Regions from separate parts of the Homo sapiens genome. Here region 1 is linked to region 2. A link is an interaction called in ENCODE POLR2A ChIA-PET data of the cell type or tissue named here. Cell type or tissue: HepG2. All regions are shown on one strand. Each heading gives the region's core, and the rest is flanking DNA. Links, peaks and the distances in the headings are about the cores only. Region 1 overlaps ITCH (itchy E3 ubiquitin protein ligase). Region 2 has its middle 13 kb from the start of ITCH.

What was found. Peaks named below come from ENCODE experiments on the same cell type or tissue, not always from the same donor. Only the 100,000 strongest peaks of a DNase experiment are listed, where the experiment ranks them.
Region 1: POLR2A ChIA-PET joins it to region 2 with 5 read pairs; 9 of 35 experiments call an interaction of 5 or more read pairs at or near these places.

What each region holds. Positions count from the first base shown.
Region 1 is chr20:34,466,703-34,472,083 of GRCh38, forward strand. It overlaps ITCH (itchy E3 ubiquitin protein ligase), which reads left to right. Exons shown (of 25, transcript NM_031483.7): 15 at 3,346-3,418; 16 at 4,742-4,813. Among named protein-coding and RNA genes, the nearest start is that of MIR644A, 3.1 kb to the left of the region's middle. In HepG2, for the core only: no CTCF peak of the experiment used is centred there; no DNase peak of the experiment used is centred there.
Region 2 is chr20:34,347,262-34,352,642 of GRCh38, forward strand. No RefSeq gene overlaps it. Among named protein-coding and RNA genes, the nearest start is that of ITCH, 13 kb to the right of the region's middle. In HepG2, for the core only: no CTCF peak of the experiment used is centred there; a DNase peak (open chromatin) is centred at 2,500.

The sequences.
Region 1 (5,381 bases), core at 157-5,156, 120 kb after region 2:
AAAAGAAGTTACAAGAAAAATCAGGAAATATTTTATTTTGAATAATAATTAAAACACCACATATCACAATTTGTGGGATTTAACTAAAGTAGTCTTCAGCGGGAAACTTTTGTTTTAAAGAAGTAGATGAGAATATAGGAAAGATAAAATCAGTGATCTCTGCTTTTACATTCAGATGCTAGAAAAAGGCAAGTTATTAAACCTAAAGTAAGTACAAGAAAGGAAATAAATAAAAGCAGAACTCAGTGAAGTGGAAAAGAAACAATGGAGCGCCCAAAGCTAGAAGATAAATTTTTGGTAAACATTAATAATATTAACAACCCTTAGTAATTAAACCTATAGAGAAAAAAAGAGGGACATCACTGTATATTTTATAGACATTAAAAGGATAATAAAGGGTATATTTATGCCAATAACTTTAACATTTTAGATCAAATGGACAAATTCTTTGAAAGATATGTCACCAAAATGGACACAAGAACAGATAGTAAGTCTAAATATCCCTATAGCTGATAAATCAAATGCATAATTAAATAATTTTTAAGGGCAGGCCCAGTGGCTCATGCCAGTAATCTCAGCACTTTGGGAGGCCAAGGTGGGCAGATCACTTGAGCTCAAGAGTTCAAGACCAGCCTAGGCAACATGGTGAAACCCATGTCTACAAAAAATACAAAATATTAGCTGGGTGTGGTGGTGCATGCCTGTAGTCCCAGTTACTTAGGAGGGTGAGATGGGAAGATTGCTTGAGCCCAGGAAGCTGTGGTGAACCGAGATCGCGCCACTGTACTTGAGCCTGGGTGGCAGAGTGTGACCCTGTCTCAAAAAAAAAAAAAAAGAAAAAAAAGATTTCTCATGAAGAAAATTCTGGCCTAGATGGTGTCACTGGTAAGGTTCATCAAACTTATAAGTTATAAATTAATCAGTCCTATTCAAATTCATTCATAAAATACAAGTGATGGAAATGTTTTCTTTTTCATTTTTTTTTTTTTTTTTTTTTTTTGAGACGGAGTTTCACTCTTGTTGCCCAGGCTGGAGTGCAATAGCCCAATCTCGGCTCACCGCAACCTCGGCCTCCCTGGTTCAAGCAATTCTCCTGCCTCAGCCTCCTGATTAGCTGGGATTATAGGCATGCGCCACCATGCCTGGCTAATTTTGTATTTTTAGTAGAGATGAGGTTTCAGGCCACTGCATTCCACCCTGGGTGACAGAGTGACATTCCATGTCAAAACAAACAAAATTGGTTAAAGGAGAAAAATCATACGATAATTTCAGGAAAAGCTTGTGACATAATACAATGCAAATTTATGAGAAACTCTCAGCTACCTTGGAAACTTTTTTTTTTTTTTTTTTGAGACGGAGTCTCACTTTGTCGCCCAGGCTGGAGTGCAGTGGCACAATCTCAGCTCACTGCAAGCTCTGCCTCCCGGGTTCACGCCATTCTCTTGCCTTAGCCTCCTGAGTAGCTGGGACTACAGACGCCCGCCACCACACCTGGCTAATTTTTTGTATTTTTAGTAGAGACGGGGTTTCACTGTGTTAGCCAGGATGTTCTCAATCTCCTGACCTCATGATCCACCTGCCTTGGCCTCCCAAAGTGCTGGGATTACAGGCGTGAGCTGCTGCGCCCTGCCGGAAACATTTTTATTGGAAAAAAAAAATGTAACAAAAGCTTACAGCCAACATCACAATTAATGATGAAATACCGTAGAACATCAAGAGTAAGACAAGGATATCTACTGTCATTACTTCATTCAACATTGTGTCAGTATTCCTACCCAGTGCAGTGAGATGAGAAAAAGAAATACAGGCCGGGCATGGTGGCTCACGCCTGTAATCCCAGCACTTTGGGAGGCCCAGGCAGGCAGATCACTTGAGGCCAGGAGTTTGAGACCAGCCTGGCCAACATGGCTAAACCCCGTCTCTACTAAAAATACAAAAATTAGTCAGTCATGGTGGTGGGCACCTGTAATCCCAGCTACTCAGGAGGCGGAGGCAGGAGAATCGCTTGAACCTCTGGGTCAGAGGTTACAGTGAGCAGAGATTGCGCCACTGCACTCCAGCCTGGGAGACAGAGCAAGACTCCATCTCAAAAAAAAAAAGAAAGAAAAGAAAAGAAATATAAGATGTATAAATTGGAAAGGAAGAAGTAAAACTGTCTCTTTTCCCCTCACACAAATAACGTTTGTATACAGAAAATCATGAAGAATCTAGAAAAAATTACTAGAACTAGTAAGTGAATTTAACAGCGTAACAGAATATAAAGTCAATGTACAAAATCAGTTGTATTTCTACACTGATATACATTGAATTTTTAAGAGGGAGATAATGCAGTGGTATTAAGTCCAAGGCTAGCTGAGAAACCCCATGGTGTCATAGTGATCTAAAATTCTTCTGTCTTTTCTACCATCCTAGAGTATGGTCTCATTCTTCAAAGTGACCTCATGGTCTGTGACAGCTGCTGAAACTTAAGCTATCAGGGTCACACTCCAGGCTGGAATTTGGAGGAAGGGCAAATTATAAACACACACACACACACACACACACACACTCACACACTTTTTAGCTATTTTAGCTGTCTTTTAGAAAATCCTTCCTTTTTTTTTTTAGACGGAGTCTAGCTTTGTCACCCTTGCTGGAGTGCAGTGGTGCAATCTCAGCTCACTGCAGCCTTGACCTCTGAGGTTCAAGTGATTCTCCTGCCTCAGCCTCCCAAGTAGATGGGATTAGAGGCACCTGCCACCACACCCGGCTAATTTTTATAATTTTTAGTAGAGACAGAGTTTCAACATGTTGGTCAGGCTGGTCTCAAACTCCTGACCTCAGATGATCCACCCGCCTCAGCCTCCCAAAGTGCTGGGATTTATAGGTGTGAACCACTGCACCTGGCCAAAAAGATCCTTCTTGAACGTTTCATATGCCACTTTCACTTAGAGACTTAAGTCACATGGCCATATAGAGAAATGTAGTCTTTATTATATGTAGCATTCTACTTAGTTAAATAGCAAGGGTTTTACTTAAAGATAAAGGAGGGAATTGATGTTGGGATAGACAGCATTCTCAGATAGAAACCCCTTTACTTAGCCCTCTTAGATTTGGCAGCATAGAAAAGAAAATCCCACAACAGTAGTTTCAACAAAATCAAAGTTTTTTGTTTGTTTTTTCTGTTACTTAAAAGTATTCTTGGGGAAATATCTCTCAAAAAGCAAAGAATGGTTTTGTTAGGAATATGCTATATTTTTGAATTTGGTTAGTAAGTGCTGAGAGAGGGTGGGATATTTTGCTTTCCTTCAGCATTATCTTTTACAAGCAGCTATATATGTCCTGTTAACCCTTGTTCTTCCTCAGAGACAATGGACCTCAGATAGCCTATGTTCGGGACTTCAAAGCAAAGGTTCAGTATTTCCGGTTCTGGTGTCAGGTTAGTATTGGAACTGTATCTCTGTACTGCCTTAACTTTGTTGTGTTGCTTTATATTACACAGTGATTGTGAAAATACTTAACTCACAGAAAAACAGGTAAAATGGGAAGCATTAGAATCTCTTTCATCTATTTTTAGAGCAAATAAATAGATTTATCAATTAGATCATTTGTGACTTTGGTTATTCAGAAAATTAAACCTCATGTAATCCCAGCACTTGGGGAGGCCGAGGTGGGCAGATCACTTGAGCTCAGGAGTTCAGGACCAGTCTGGGCAACATATTGAGGCCTTACCTCTGTAAATATATATATATATATATTTCTTTTTTTTAAAGAAGAAAATTAAACTTGAAACCATCTGAATAAGCAAACATTGTCACTTTTTCCTCAGTAGCCATTACTTTCAGATTGCAGGAATCTTCAAATGTAAGTAAAAGCATTTTCTGATATAATTTTAACCAGCTACTTTATTTTTATGTGTTATTTTTTCTGAGACAGGATCTCACTCTGTCACCCAGGCTGGAGTGCAGTGGTGCCATCATGGCTTACTGCAGCCTTGACCTCCTGGGCTCAAGTGATCCTCTTGCCTCAGCCTTCTCGCTAGCTGACACTACAGATGCACTTCACCACACCTGGCTAATTTTTAGTAGAGACAGGGTCCCCTTATGTTGCCCAGGCTGGTTTTGAACTCCTGGATTCAAATGATCCTCCTGCCTCATCTTCCCCAAGTGCTGGGATTACAGGCATAAACCAGCATGCCCGGACACCAGCCATTTTTATATCTATCGTTTGATATAACTGACTTTGATAGATAAATACATGTTCATACATACATGAACATGTCCATACATAGATGTTATATTCAGTGTTTTTTTCAGATGTGATCAACTATTTCTTATGTATAGATATTTACTGGAATTAATGATTTTTTATGGGTTCTAAATCAAATGAATGCCCTAGTCAAAGTTACTGTGATGAATATTTTTACACTTGAAACTCTTGTAATTAACTGGACCCATGGAAGCAAGAAGAATCTGGATTAACTGTTGGAAAATAAGATTAAGTAAAGATTTATTTGACACATTATTAAGTAAGCAGTGTGCATATGAGATCAATCTTGTGGTTCTTCTGTTTGCATATATTAATCTGTAATTAGCATGAATACTCACAGATGCATTGGTAAACATTATTGAATATAAATTTATATTCATAGTCTACTTGTTTCTGTAAGGAAAGATAAAAGTAAATAAAACTTTCCCCTTTTGATTTTTTTGATAGGCTATTTTAATGATGAGAGTTGACTTAAGTCATTCTTCTATTTCAGCAACTGGCCATGCCACAGCACATAAAGATTACAGTGACAAGAAAAACATTGTTTGAGGATTCCTTTCAACAGGTACTGTTTCATTCTCTCAATAATTTCCCCCCTGGCTGCTAGCTTAGGACCCGCTTTTGGTGCTGTCAGTTTAATCTGAATGGTTTGGAACTTCTTGAGTTGAAGTCCTTGAATTTTTCAAGTGCGATCTCATTGCCAGCCACCTTAGGGCTTAAGGGGTGTGTGTGTGTGTGTGTGTGTGTGTGTGTGTGTGTGTGTGTTTCAGGTTTCCATTTCTAAACTGGTATGATTTGAAATAAATGCATAGGTAAGATAATAGGTTTGTGTGTGTGTGTGTGTGTTTCAGGTTTCCATTTCTAAACTGGTATGATTTGAAATAAATGCATAGGTAAGATAATAGGTTTTTGGTAGCCAAAGGTCTGGAAATACCCATATGAACATTATCAGATTGTAGAAAGGAGAGGGGAAGACTTGTTTTAACACTTCAGTATTACTTGGATTTTTACAATAAGCGTATGTTACTCTTAACAGGAAAAAAAGTGGTCATTGGTGACAGTATCTAAAAAAAGATATATATGAGTTTTCAGAAGTAGTCAGCAGATTTTTTCACTTGTCTTCAGAACTTGAG
Region 2 (5,381 bases), core at 81-5,080:
AGGCTGAGGCAGGAGGATCGCTTGAATCCAGGAGGCAGAGATTGCAGTGAGCCGATATGGCGCCACTGCACTCCAGCCTGGCCAAAAGTGTGACTTTGTCTCAAAAAAAAAAAAAAAGTGGCCGAGCGCAGTGGCTCACGCCTGTAATCCCAGCACTTGGGAGGCCGAGGTGGGCAGATCATGAGGTCAGGAGTTCGAGACCAGCCTGGCCAACACAGTGAAACCCCATCTCTACTAAAAATACAAAAATTAGCTGGGCATGGTGGCAGGCACCTGTAATCTCAGCTACTAGGGAGGCTGAGGCAGGAGAATCGCTTGAACCCAGGAGGCGGAGGTTGCAGTAGCTGAGATCGCATCACTGCATTCCAGCCTGGGTGACAGAGCTGGACTGTCTCCAAAAAAAAAGTGCTGTTCCATTTGGAAGTCAAGGCTGATGCCACCTAAGTGGGTTCCTGCTATCCTGCTACAAGGAACTTGAAGACATCCTCTTTCTTCATTGGCAGGACATCAAGGGCTCTGGACATTGTGAAAGTTTCCCTTGAAGTTACAATGGGAATCCAGAACAACGTCACATGGACCCCTCCATGGGTAACACAGAAAGCAAATGGTGTCTTTTAAGATACAGAAAAATTTGAATTTTGATGGTTTCATTGACCAATTTTTCCTTTTATAGATTAAGCTTTTGTTGTCATATCTAAGAAATCTTTGCCTAACCCAAGGTCTTGAAGATTTTCTCCTATGTCTTTTTTTTTTTTTTAAGACAAGGTCTCATTCTATTGCCCAGACTGGAGTACAGTGGCAGGATCACAGCTCATTGCAGCCTCAACCTCCTGGTCTCATGCAATCCTCCTGCCTCAGCCTCCTGAGTACCTGGGACTACACACCTGCACCACTATGCACAAATAATTTTTTATTTTTTGTAGAGATGGGGTCTTGCTATGTTGCCTATGGTTGTCCACAACTCCTGGATACAAGCAATCCTTCCACTTCGGCCTCCCAAAGTGCTGGGATTACAGGCATACGCCACTGTGCCCAGTCCTGACATATATTTTTAAAATTTTCATAGATACAGCCAAATTGTCCTTCCACCACACAATTGGCATCACGTCAATTTATACTCCAATCAGGAGTATGGCTGTTTCTCACTTGCTTGGTAACACTGTTGAGATAGCAATTTTTTTGTTCCTGACCAATCTGATAGTGAAAACATGGCATCTCATAGTTTTAATAGCTAAAATCCTACTTTAGCCACATCCTAAGCAATATGTGTGAAATGACCAGCTCGATGCATTAGCCACCCACTGCTTCAGTATATACATTACTAAGGAATGCAACTGCTAAGATAAAAAGCTACCACACAATCTATTGAAATACTGACAGAAGAAATTATATGATGTCTGGGATTTGCTTTGAAATAAGCCATCAATGGAGGTAGTAGATGAAACTATTTTTCTTTCTTTTTGAGACCAAGTCTTGCTCTGTCACCAGGCTGGAGTGCAGTGCATGATCTCAGCTCACTGCAACCTACGCCTCTCAGGTTCAAGCCATTCTCCTGCCTCAGCCTCCCTAGTAGCTGGGACTACAGGCATGCGCCACCACGCCTGGCTAATTTTGTATTTTCAGTAGAGACAGGGTTTTACTATATTGGCCAGGCTGGTCTTGAACTCCTGACCTCAAGTGATCCGCCTGCCTCAGCCTCCCCAAGTTTGGGATTACAGGCATGAGCCATCGCATCCAGCCTTTTCTTAGAGATGAGGGTCTCTTTATGTTGCCCAGGCTGATCTCCAACTCCTGACTTCAAGTGATCTTCTCACCTCAGACTCTTAAAGTGCTTGGATTACAGGTGTGAACAAACATGCCCAGTCTGAAAACTATTGTTACTGGTATTTGAAGCTTATGACACTAGAAATTCATTATACTGTTTTCTCTTTTCTTATCTATCTCTGATATTTTTCACAATAAAAACATATTTTTAGGCTGGGCACGGTGGCTCATGCCTATAATCTTAGCACTTTCGGAGGCTGAAGCTGGCAGATCACTTGAGCCCAGGAGTTTGAGACCAGCCTGGGCAACATGGCAAAACCAGTCTCTATTTAAAAAAAAAAAAAAAAAGTTATTTATTTATTTTTTGAGATGGAGTTTCACTCTTGTTGCCCAGGCTGGAGTGCAATGGCGCAATCTTGGCTCACTGAGACTTCCGCCTCCTGGGTTCAAGCGATTCTCCTGCCTTAGCCTCCCGAGTAGCCAGGATTACAGGCGCCTGCCACCACACCTGGCTAATTTTTGTTATTTTTAGTAGAGACAGGGTTTTGCCATGTTGGCCAGGCTGCTCTTGAACTCCTGACCTCAGGTGACTCACCCGCCTCAGCCTCCCAAAGTGCTGGGATTACAGATGTGAATCACTGTGCCCAGCAAAAGTTGTTTTAAATGACCATTTATGGCACCACCTAAAATCATCTTGTGTACATCTGTCACTGCCCAACCCCTTGAAAGATGTTGGTTTAAAGGTTCAGAGTGAGGGCTCTAGGTCGGGCCGATCAAATGTGAATCCTGATTCCATCAATTACTAGCTGATCTCAGGGAAGTCGCCTAACCACTCTGGGATAGTTGCCTCAGCTGAAAAATCAACATTACCGAACCAGGTTCGTTCTGCCTGTTGCACAGTAAGCCAATCACTGAGATGATAAGTTTTGCAGCCAATAAAGAGATTATTCACAAGGCAGCCCAGTGAAGAGATAGGAGAACATGTCTGAAATCTGCATCTCTGAAAACAGGGTTTAGGGATGTTTATGGGATAAAGAAGCAAGGTGGTCCAAGGTGTAGGGAAAGGTGATTGGAGGTAAAGAAAAGTGGGGCCATTGGTGATCTGTGCAAGCCAGTTAAGCTTTATGGTTCATAGGATGCATGTTCAGAAAATGACATCATTAGTACGATCTAAGGATGGACTTTAGGGCTTTTTGGCACTCTAACATTGAAAGGTCACCCATCAGATACTCAAGCAGGCCGAGGTGAAGGGTCGGTGGGCTCAGCCATCTTGAACTGGATAAGAACTGACTGTGAGTTCCTGAAAAACAACTTAAGCAACCACTGTCACAGTGACCTATACATCAGAGATGTTATCTATAAGGAAGTTGTGGAAGTCTAGTTATATACTGCTTAGCTATGTGACTTTTAGCTATATAGGTTTTAAAATCAACTAGAAGCAAGTGACTAAAAGGAAACAAATCAAAGCATGATATAAGCTGATTCTTTTTTTTTTTTTTTTTTTTTTTTTTTGAGACAGAGTGTTGCTCTGTCGCCCAGACTGGAGTGCAGTGGCGCGATCTCTGCTAACCACAAGCTCCACCTCCCGGGTTCACACCATTCTCCTGCCTCAGCCTCCCAAGTAGCTGGGACTACAGGCGCCCGCCACCACGCCCGGCTAATTTTTTGTATTTTTAGTAGAGATGGGGTTTCATTGTGTTAGCCAGGATGGTCTCGATCTCCTGACTTCGTGATCTGCCCGCCTCGGCCTCCCAAAGTGCTGGGATTACAGGCGTGAGCCACAGCGCCCGGCCTGATAAAAATTTTTAAAAGGAAAGAAAAGAAAAGCAAGTAAGGCAGGTTAAGTTTGTTTGTTTGTTTTTGAGACTGAAATCTCCAGTGAGAACTTTAGGCAAGAAATTATTCAGGTCTGTAATTTGTAGAGATAGGCCAGTGGGGCTTTCCTGGAAGAAGGATAACTTTAGGTTTGAGAACAAGAAAAGAAGGAACTGAGGATAATGAGCAGGACTAGAAGAAGCTCTGACATGCTGATTATTATCTAAGGCTGTTCTTTAGTCTTGCAGTTGCCCCTCTGAAGCTCAAATCTCCCCAAAATTGCAGGGGGATGTGCTGAGAGCTCCTTATGGTGATCTATTTTTATAACTTTTTTTTTTTTTGAGATGGAGTCTTGCTCTATTGCCCAGGCTGGAGTACAGTGGCGTGATCTTGGCTCACTGCAACCTCTGCCTCCTGGATTCAAGCGATTCTTCTGCCTCAGCCTCCTGAGCAGCTGGGATTACAAGTGCGCGCCACCATGCCCAGCTAATTTTTGTATTTTTAGTAGAGACAGCGTTTCACCATGTTGGTCAGGCTGGTCTTAAACTCCTAACCTCGTGATCCGCCCACCTCACCTCTCAGATTGCTGGGATTATAGGCGTGAGCCACTATGCCCAGACTTTTTCTTTCTTTCTTTCTTTTTTTTTTTTTTTGAGATGAAGTCTTGCTCTGTCACCCAGGCTGGAGTGCAATGGCGCGATCTCGGCTCACTGCAACCTCCGCCTCCCAGGTTCAAATGATTCTCCTGTCTCAGCCTCCCGAGTAGCTGGGATTACAGGCATGGTATGCCAGGGTAATTTCTGTATTATTAGTAGAGATGGAGTTTTACCATGTTGGCCAGGCTGGTCTTGAACTCCTGACCTCAGGCGATCCATCCACCTCAGGCTCCCAAAGTGTTGGGATTACAGGCATGAGCCACTGTGCCCGGCCTATAACTTTTTTTTTCCTACTTCTAATTCAGTATAGAAAATTTGAAGGATACAGAAAAAGAGACTCTTCCTATCATTGATTCAGGAAGAGGCAGTTGTGATGAAGTTGAAAGAGACAATCCTGAGTTCCAATCTCAGATCTGTTTCTTGCATTCACTGTGAATTTTGGCCAGTCACTTTAGCCTTCTGAACCTGTTTCTTCCTCTATGAAAGTGGGAATCACAGTGACTCCTACCTCACTGGGTAGCTGTGGGATGAATAAAGGCACATCTAGTTCATAAACACACGGTGGGCACTCAATATATGTCCTTGTCTCCTCCTTTCTGTTTACAGAGAGGTTTCATTCAAGCATTTCCTGAGCACCCTTAAGGTGTCACTACGTGCCAGAAGACACATGAGTATGGACAAGACTGGCTCTTTCTCCTTGAAAGGCTTATGGATAGTCCAGGCTCAGCGACTCACGCCTGTAATCCCAGCACCTTGGGAGGCTGAGGTGGGCAGATCCCCTGAGGTCAGGAGTTCCAGACCAGCCTGACCAATATGGAGAAACCCCTTCTCTACTAAAAATATAAAATTAGCTGGGCGTGGTGGTGCATGCCTGTAATCCCAGCTACTCAGGAGGCGGAGGCAGGAGGATCGCTTGAACCCGGGAGGCGGAGGTTGCAGTGAGCCAAGATCGCGCCATTGCACTCCAGCCTGGGCAACAAGAGCAAAACTCCGTCTCAGAAAAAAAAAAAAGGCTTATGGTTTGGGGAGGGAGGAAGGAGGAAATCTTCCCAGATTAAATGGTCCAAACTCCTGCCTCAAGATAAATTAAAAAAAAAATACATTTGACCTCAATTTCCAGATGTCAGCAGAGGCCCAGAGAGGCAA